Linked DNA regions of Homo sapiens: all the other regions are linked to region 2. Evidence: chromatin contacts called from ENCODE Hi-C or POLR2A ChIA-PET data. All regions are on one chromosome and are shown on one strand. Each heading gives the region's core, a stretch centred on a gene start or an enhancer-like site at or near the end of the contact. The rest is flanking DNA. Distances are from core to core; before and after follow the strand shown. Region 1 overlaps IFT122 (intraflagellar transport 122). Region 2 has its middle 19 kb from the start of PLXND1. Region 3 has its middle 8.7 kb from the start of SNORA7B.

Region 1 (3,011 bases), core at 512-3,011, 160 kb after region 2:
GTTCTAGCCAACTTTTCAGGGATTTGACTCTCAAAGAAATGACAGTTTCATTGTTTATAACTTTGACACTGCAACCAGAGTATAACCTAGCATTTAAAATAACAATGATGCTTTCTGAAAATCTAGTTTTCTTTCATAGGTCTCAATCACAACACATGACTCTATCTGAGCTGTGCCTCTCCCATGGCACACTGGTCACCTAAGGCTTGCTCCCCCCTGTCCCAGATGCCCTGGCTCAGTGCCTCATAGCAAGTGTATGTCTAGACAACATAAGCAAATTCTTCTATTTGCCAAGTTGCGAAGTACAATCAAGAAGGTAACTCCAGTGCACAAATACATGGCCAAGTGCAACATCAAACAAGTTATTTTTTGCCTTTCCCCTGGTCCAGAACGCTTCCTCCAAACATTTTGACGTGTGCACATGTTATCTGTGTTCCACTAAGCCTGCCTGGAGCCCCAAGCTGGAAGAAACTCCTTCCTCCTGGGCCTCCTTCAGCAGTGCTTAGCAGAGCAGGCTCTGTATGCAATCACCTGGTCTAAAGTCCAAGCCCTGGTTCCTCCACTTACTAGCTAAGGGACCTCTACCTCTTTTTCATCAGTAGGGTGGGAATGAGAATAATACCTGACACCTCAGGGGCTGTCATAAAGCTCAAATAGAAATTCATTTCTAATCCTTAGAACAGTGCCTAGCACACTGCAAGCATTCAATAAATACTAGTACTTAATATTATATTTTTTTTAATCCCACCTTCTCCTAAGACCACAAGCTCCTTGAGGGTAGGGATTCTATTTTGCCTTTTTAATATTCCAGTGTAAGCACACAGACCAGTGCTTCACATGAAGAAAATGCTATAAAATATGTTAAACAAATGACAGGCCTTTCTCCATGTATTTATACAATTGGCTTTCAATTCCATTCTCTCTTTTGAACCTCAGAACCAGAACCGTATCAGTGAGACACAGTGAGTAGCATGCTCCTTTTAGATAAGGGAACTGGAACACTGAGAGGGATTAGGCCTCTGACTCCTCATCTAGTGACTTCATTGTATCCACTAGCAACGAACACAGACTGATAGAGCTGAAAACAGAATCAACCATTAATGGAAATAACCTACAAGCCTCTGCCCAATTTCACTCCCTTCCTCCCTCCACAGACATTTTACTGACACCTCTTTTGTGCCAGTACTACACCAGTGCTGTAATGCTGGCACGGGACCGTGGCCAGGATGAACTCCTCAAGGTGTTCAGCCCCTCAGGGAGGACAGCTACAGCCACCTAAACCAGTAATGACGACAAATTGCACAAGAAGTAGAACCGCAACAGTGAAGAATTTCACATAAACATAGATGTGGGTCAATACAAAGGTGAGGACAACTGCACTGTCTCTGCCAGGGTGAGTCAGGGAAGGCTTCCCAGAGGCAGCAACACCAAGGGAAGGCTTCCCAAAGGCAGCAACACCAAGTTATGCCTGTGCCCTCCCAATCTTGTTACCATTTCCTTTGCTGGGGCCCTTCCTGTAGTCTCTGATGTCTTACCAGAGTAAAGGTCACCATTCACTGTCTTGGTTTCCACACAATTTAAAGAATAACTGTCAGCCTCCCCTCAGCCATTGAAGGTAGAGAAGTAGTATTAACTCTCTCAGGATAAAATCACCATATTCTGAATGCATTTTAGCATTTTTAGCCCAGATTTTCAGTTATTCCAGGACAGGACATCAGGAATCAGAACGTACCAAAGTCACTGGAGGAACAAGATGCCAGTTGATGAGTAATAGGATTGTAGGAGACACATTGTATAGCATCATTGTGCCTGGGAAGTAAACAACTGTAGATTACTATGCAGCAAACCACAAAGATTTCAGTGGCTACAACTGAAGATTTTAATAATGAGCCCACAGCCTCTGACTTTAGACCACATGCTCTTCTGCAAGTGACCAACAAAAAGCACAGAAATTAATTCTCCTACTCCTAAAGAATTAATTCTCCTTCTCCTCACCCACTGTTTTCTTATTTGTAGAGATGGGGACTCACTTTTGGCCAGGTTGGTTTTGAACGCTTGGCCTCAAGCAATCAATCCTCCCACCTTGGCCTTTAGGTGCTTTATCTGTGGCTGTTACTCTTACTGTTTTGTGGAGGCCCAGAAATGGAAGATGGAGGTGCAATGAAGACATCACAGACCAAGATCTGGAAACATGACAAATCCTTAGACAACAATGAAAGCTGAGCAAATCATGTACCATGCAAGGCGTCTCAACCCGTTTTAGTCCTTCACTTGTGGGTAATACTTTACTTACAACTTCACTCATTCATTCATTCCTTCAAAAATTGTTTGTTGATTTGTACACCCATGTTCATAGCAGCATTATTCATAATAGCTAAGAAGCAGAAGCAACACAAGTGTCCATCAACAGATGAATGGATAAAGAAAATGTGGTCTATATATACAATGGAATAATATTCAGACTTAAAAAGGAAGGAAGCTGAGCCCAGTGGCTCACACCTGTAATCCCAGCAGTTTGGGCGGCCAAGGGAGAAGGATTGCTTGAGCTCAGGAGTCATAGTGAGACCTCGTCTTCATAAAAAAAAATAATAATAAAGAAAAAAAAGGAAGTAAATTCTGACACATGCTACAACACAGAAAGTAAATTCTGACACATGCTACAACACAGATGAGCCTTGAGGACATTACGTGAAATGAAATAACTCAGCCACAAAAGAACAAACATTGTATGACTCTACTTATATGAGGTATGTAAAGCAGTCAAACTCAGAGAGACAGAAAGTAGAATGCTGGTTTTCAGGGGCTGGGGGTAGGAGAGAAGGGTGAGTAGGTATTTGAAGGATATAGAATTTTAGTTTAGCAGGATAAAAGAGTTTGGGAGATTGGTTGCACAACAATGTAAATGTATTTAACATTAAACTGTAAACTTAAAAAGTAGTTAATATGATAAATTTTATGTCATGTATATTTTACCACAATTGAAAAGAGGCCAGGTGCAGTGGCTCGTATCT
Region 2 (3,062 bases), core at 141-2,640:
GCGGCCCTCGCCGACTCCCGCAGGGCTGCCTCCACCCCGCTGCTTCTTGCCGGCGCATAGCCTCCCAGAGCCTCCAATGACCGCCCAAGCGACTGCCCTCCCTCCCTCCCTCCCTCCTTCGCCTCCCCATCTGTGCAATTGAACATTCATTCATTGCCGCGGACTCGAGGCTGCCCAGTCCTCTTCCGGACAGGGCCCTGAGGACAGGACCTGGCTATCCGGCTTCGCGGTGTGTCCTCAGTGCCTGGCCCAGAGCGGCCAATTTGGCGAGAGCAGGAATCTCTGTCCCTGGTTCCTTTAGTCCCCAGCTTTGCTCCCAAGTGACCATCCGCGAGGCAGCGTCCCCTCCTTGGCATCTGCGGCTTCTAAGACGCTCAAGGGCCCAAGGGGGTGAATGAGGTGTGGGCGACTAACTGTAGCCCTGTCCTCTGGGGGCAGCATGCTGCGCAAGTGATGCCCGGCCAGGGAACGGGGTGCTGGGGCCGCAGTCACCGCAACTTCTGGGTGGAGCAGCGAGGGCCCGGGGGGCTCGGGAAGCTGGGGGTGTACCCGCAGCCGGGGAAGCGGAGGCACAGGACCTGGGCCCAGGGCTCGGAGCCCTTGCTCCCTCCAAGCGAGGCGGGACGAGCACGGGCTGCGGGACCTCCGCCCCGTGCCCCCGCCCCCCTAGGCCGGCTGGGAGCTGGCCAGGGGCTCAGAGGTCGCACCTCTGGCCGCGGGAGGACGAGGCGGAGCCGGAACGGAAGCGCGGACAATGGGCCCTCCGGGGCCGCTTCCGGCCTCTCTCTGCGGGGCGGGAGCACGGGAGAGCCTGGGGCCTGGCCTGGGCGGGGCTCGGGCGCCCTCCCTGGGTTGCCTTCGCAGCACCCCAGCCTGGGCCCCTCCCACCCCTGCCGGTCAGAAAGCAGGGACCCGCCCCGCCCCAGCTCTGTCCCCAGGCTAAGAACCTGGCACAGGCTGGCGAGTATGGAACTGGGTTGTTTTTAAAAACTTTTATTCATTGAGTTATAATTTACATCAGGAGAAGTGGCCTCAGATCTCAAATGTGAAGTCTGGTAAACTTTGCACGTTTATACCCTGTAAATGCTCTGAACAAGACATGGAACATTCCCAGCAACCAGAAAATTCCCTGGTGGCCCTTCCCAGTCAGTCCCTCCCCCCAGCCCCAGCCCTAGCCCTGGCAACTACCCATCTGTGTCCCGTCCTGTGGCCTGGCCTTTTCCAAACAGCATGTACATGGGATCCTGCAGCGTGGAGCCTTTCCAGCCTGGCTTGGAGATGCATCCTTGTGTCGGAGTATCAAGAGGCTGTTCCTTTTCGTTCCATTGTATGGAGGCCTCCATGTGTTTACCTCTTCACCAGCCCAGGGACACTTGGCTTGTTTCCAGATTGCAGAAATTATCAATGGAGCTGTGACAAGCATCTGTACAGGTTTTTATGGACCTGTGTTTTAATTTTATTCCAATATCTAGACGTGGGATTGCCAGGATGCACGTGTCTACATTTGACTTTTTTTTTTTTTTTTTTTTTTGAGACAGTCTCACTCTGTCTGTCCCAGGAGTGCAGTGGCGCAATCTCGGCTCACTGCAAGCTCCGCCTCCCGGGTTCATGCCATTCTCCTGCCTCAGCCTCCTGAGTAGCTGGGATTACAGGCGCCTGCCACCGCGCCCGGCTAATTTTTTTTGTATTTTTAGTAGACACAGGGTTTCACCGTGTTAGCCAGGCTGGTCTCTATCTCCTGACCTCGTGATCCGCCCGCCTCGGCCTCCCAAAGTGCTGGGATTACAGGCGTGAGCCACCGCGTCCAGCCACATTTGACTTTTTTTGAAGAAACTAGCAAAAGGTTTTACAGAGTGGCTGCACCATTTCACATTTCACCCCTGCCCCTGTGGCTCCACATCCTCACCCACACTTGGTGGTGTCAGTCTTTTCTGTCTCAGCCTTTCAAGTGGGAGTAGGGCTGTCTCAAGACAGGGTTGACTGAGCAAAGAGCGAACTCCCACCCAGCGCCTCCCAGTGGTTTCCTGCCCTTCCCTCATCCTGCTCCCAGATGGAGGTGCAGGCAGTGGTCCCAGCCCCAGCTCTACCCCACGAGTCCCCAGGTGAATGCTCCACCCCACGAGTCCCAGGACTGAGCAGGCACGCACCTTCCTATGCTCAAGTCCTCCTCAGACACTGGAGCAGGGAGGCACTGGCAGAGTCCCCAAGTCCAAAGTGATGGGCTGTGTTTCCACCTGGTCCTACCTGCTTAGCCATCTAGCCTTCTTCCCAAACAAGCAGCCTCTGGAGGAATCACTGGAAGACAGATGGGGAAGGGGGCGGTGAACACAGGTGCTGCGTGGGAAGCCGAGGGGATGGGTGGCTGCAGCCTGTGCCCCCAGCAGGTAGGCAGTCCTCATGGTTGGACCACCCACATCCACGGGCCCCCCTGGAGGCCCTGCTCTGCCTCTGAGACCCTGTGACCCTGTGTTTTGGGAGATGGGGTGGCAGTACCAAGGTGAGCCTGACTGCCTTCAGCAAACCTTTACTGTGCACCTACTGTGTGCCGGGCCCTGCTGTGGCCCTGGAGACATATCCCCTGCCCTGGTGAAGGTCCATCCAGTGAGAGAGATGGATACTAGCCCTGATTGGCACTTTGGTCAGGGAGGGCCTCTTTGGAGGGGGATATTTGAGCAGAAACCTGAGGGATAAGAAGGCGGCAGCCCTGGGGAGATCTGGAAAGGGCATGACAGGCAGAAGGCACAGCAAAAGCACCGTCCTGGACCAAGCTCAGTGAGGAGGCCAGTGCTGCTGGAGCGGAGAGCCAAAGGGAAGCCTCGATGGTGCCTCTGCCAGGGGTCCCAGCTACTCAGGAGGCTGAGGTTGGAGGATGGCTTGAGCCTAGGAAGTCGAGGCTGCAGTGAGCTGAGATCGCAACACTGCACTCCAGCCTGGGTGACAGAGTCAGACCCTGTCTCAAAAAAAAAAAAATAAAGAAGTGGAGCTGAGGATTCAGATATGCAGGAAGTGAGGGAAGATCATGTGAGGACACAGCCAGAAGGCACCATCTGCAAGCCAAGGAG
Region 3 (3,004 bases), core at 75-2,574, 240 kb after region 2:
CAATCAGCAGGTGCTATGGGAACCTTGGCTGGCAGGCACCATGTCGTCCTGTATGATCGGCAGGACCGGCTCCTTCCTGAAGACACCGATTCTTGGCGGCTCCTGACAAGGATTGAGAGGATTTGTGGGGGACAGCCCTGAAGCCCTGAGCCCTCAACTCAATGAAGGGATTGTGCTGGTGTAGACCCACAGCCATCCAGCTCTGTCACTGATGAAGGTCTGAACTGCCATACTCTGCCCCTTTGGTGTCAGCCTTAAAGGTCAGTTTTAGGTGAGTTTCAACCAGTGGCTGTAGATGGGTCCTTTGTTTACCAGTTTCCCCACATCCTGTCTGAGACCATTGCTAGTTTTTGTCTGCACCAGTCTTAGGGAAAACAACCTGGACACCGTGGGTGAGATCACCAGTGGGCTCCAAGCCAGAGCATGGGCCTGGGACAGGGTGGGTTACCTTGGCATACTCTAACATACTCAAACCTCATTTCTTTTGGGGTGATCAGACCCAACAGCAGGTCATGGGGGCGACGAAGTCCAGTGGAGTCCAAGGAATGAGAAAGACAGTTTGAGAGACAAAATGGGACCAGGGGGCTATCACAAGTGTGGAGGCTGCAACAAACAGGTGGTGAGGATGTGGGGGTTGAAAGGAAACGGTGTATCAAGTGAATGAGAAACATATGGCTACTTGAGAACATGGGAATGCTAGAAGCAAGGAGCAGCAAGTCTAGCAAACATGCAAGCCCTGCCTCAGCTTCTCTCCCAACACTCAGCTTTTCTTCCAACACATTTCATGTGCAAGGTTCTCGTGCCCACTCCTCTTGTACAGTTTGGCAGCCTCATGGAGCTTCCCTGGTAGGAAAACACATCTGCCAGAAACAGGTCATTGTTGGTCTCTCCCCGCTTCTTCCTCTCCTGGAAAAATTAGAAGCAAAGGAAATGGCCTCTGCAGCCATGGGCAGAAAGCAGCCTTTACAAAGGTTAGATGTGGCTATTTCAAGTGAGGCCCCTGGGCCTTCCTACTGGAACCTGGGCTTGGCTCCTGGCTGTTGTCTCTCTCCCCTAGGTTCCCGCTGGGAAGGCTTGATAACAAAAGCAGGCTTTTACCAGACAAGCAAAGATCAAAAAAAGATGCAAACCTTTGTTTGTTTAATGGAAATTCCTCAGGGTTGCTTTCCTGTGTATTCCAAAGCTATGACGGAATAGTTTGAATAGTGTGTGCTCTGACTCATCCATGACCCCTAAGCTCCCAAGATCTCCCAAATCCGCAGGCCCCGTTTGGCAGAGTTGTGGCTCATGGGGATGACAGAGCAGAATGTTTAGGGTTTCTGCCCAAGAGGGAGACCAATAAAATAGGATGACAAGTCTTACGATGTCCCTACTTCTAAAGAGAAGGTAAGAAATCCCGTGCTGAACATCCACTAGGTTCTGGGTATATACTTTATACACACATGGCCCCTTTATTCCTCTCAGTGACCCTCAGGGTAGGTCTCACTACCCAAGTGTTAGAGTGAAGGACGCTGAGACCAAGAAGAGGAACAGGTCAGGGTCAGACAGAGCTGGAATTTGGACACAGTTCTGTCTGACTCCAGATATTCCTTGTATCACACAATACTGTCTTCTGAAGCAAGTGATTGTCCCCAACACACACACACACACACACACACTCTCTCTCTCTCTCTCTCTCTCTCTCTCTCTCTCTCTCTCTCTCAGCAGAGCTGAGGATAAAGAGGAATATCCTGCACACTTCTTCCTTCTGTGTCAGGGAACATTTGCTTGTCTACAGCTCGAGTATTTGTAAACACTCAGTAGCACCCAAACCCTGAGCCCTAGCAGTTTCCTTTTGCTTGTTTACTAGCAAGAGTAGCATGTCGGAGGACGATGAGACATTGAATCAAACTCTTAGACAAGCTGGTGAAAGTTTTAACGACTGCTGGAGGCAACATGCTTCCACACTGACAGAAATCATCTTTCAAAAATCCTGCACATATCTCAGGCTTATGAAACAAACTAATTCCTAATAGTTGGAAATGAATTAAAAGCTTGCGGTGAGATAAAAGATAGATTTTGGCTGGATGTGATGACTCATGCCTGTGATCCCTACACTTTAGGAGGGCACAGCAGGAGGATCGCCTGAGCCCAGGAATTCAAGACCAGCCTGGTCAACATAGCAAGACTCTCTCTCTGCAAAAAAAAAGAAAAAAAAAAAAACCTCCCAAAAAAAAGGTTTTACTAGGCATGAAAATGAGTCCATTTCCATTCTAGGCCCCAGGATATCACCATGACCAATAAAAACAATCTGTGGCACTCAGCAGGTGCATGTCAACATGGGCAGGTTCTTTCTCCCCGTCAGCAGGACAAGAACATCTCCCCTATCCAAAAGGCACCCACTGAGGATCCGCAGTTCTCTGGAATTATGCTGAGCACCCAGATGTGTGCAACTAAGCCCTGAGCAGTCGATGTGGAGCGCACTTGAAGGCACTTCATTTTTTTTTAAGATACACTCTTAGGAGTTTACTTTAACCCACTTCCCAGCTCATAGCACACGAGGAGAGGCAGACATTTTAACCTTGGTAAGACCTGACAAATGACAATAGTTGGACCCCACAGCAATCATTACTTTTGTAGACAGCAAAGTTATGCTCCTTGGCTTCAGGTGAAGACCCCCAGATCCAGGCCAGTGGATTTACAAGTGAGAGTCAGCAGCACTGGGCATTTCAGGCAATAGCTCTGAACAAGCCCTTTACCATGCGGGTAGGTAAACCCCAGAATATACAGATGCCCCTTACGATACATGGGTGGGGAGGGTATGTGGCCGAGAGAGCATAAGCTTAGGAGACAGAGTGGATTTGAATTCCACTGAGCTTTTGGCTGTGGACCCATGGGGACGTGGCATATGTCTCGCTGAGCCTTAGTTTCCTCCTGCATGGAATAGGGAGAGCAATAGTACCTGCCTCATTCAGCTAACGTGAGGATCTAGAGCAGCATTTGCATAAATGACGCGTGGGGCACA

Evidence for each region. Hi-C counts contacts between places; a loop is a spot of excess contacts on that map. ChIA-PET counts read pairs that join two places held with the same protein, here RNA polymerase II (POLR2A). Pooled maps may share reads with other maps.
Region 1: a pooled map shows a loop between it and region 2 (3-fold over the local background). The contact joins two enhancer-like sites. A Hi-C loop is called at or near these places in 2 of 50 pooled maps. POLR2A ChIA-PET finds 5 or more read pairs at or near these places in 4 of 52 experiments (GM12878, H1, HepG2 and 1 more).
Region 3: a loop to region 2 is called in a map of endothelial cell of umbilical vein, with 3 times the contacts of the local background. The contact joins two enhancer-like sites. A Hi-C loop is called at or near these places in 15 of 168 maps with a recorded cell type or tissue (B cell, CD4-positive, alpha-beta memory T cell, CD8-positive, alpha-beta T cell and 12 more), 32 of 37 single-sample maps with no recorded cell type and 22 of 50 pooled maps. POLR2A ChIA-PET finds 5 or more read pairs at or near these places in 6 of 52 experiments (BJ, GM12878, IMR-90 and 3 more).

What each region holds. Positions count from the first base shown.
Region 1 is chr3:129,460,026-129,463,036 of GRCh38, reverse strand. It overlaps IFT122 (intraflagellar transport 122), which reads right to left. Exons shown (of 30, transcript NM_052989.3): 5 at 1,733-1,809. Among named protein-coding and RNA genes, the nearest start is that of IFT122, 21 kb to the right of the region's middle. Within about 2 kb of position 1,761, at least 8 of the 41 ENCODE cell types and tissues checked have a DNase peak (open chromatin) inside an H3K27ac peak, as active enhancers do.
Region 2 is chr3:129,624,604-129,627,665 of GRCh38, reverse strand. No RefSeq gene overlaps it. Among named protein-coding and RNA genes, the nearest start is that of PLXND1, 19 kb to the right of the region's middle. RefSeq lists a silencer at 529-858 and an enhancer at 2,111-2,720. Within about 2 kb of position 1,390, at least 34 of the 41 ENCODE cell types and tissues checked have a DNase peak (open chromatin) inside an H3K27ac peak, as active enhancers do; they include PC-9 and endothelial cell of umbilical vein, where a contact is called at or near this core.
Region 3 is chr3:129,387,156-129,390,159 of GRCh38, reverse strand. It overlaps the pseudogene RPL32P3. Among named protein-coding and RNA genes, the nearest start is that of SNORA7B, 8.7 kb to the left of the region's middle. RefSeq lists an enhancer at 547-1,746. Within about 2 kb of position 1,324, at least 3 of the 41 ENCODE cell types and tissues checked have a DNase peak (open chromatin) inside an H3K27ac peak, as active enhancers do; they include PC-9 and endothelial cell of umbilical vein, where a contact is called at or near this core.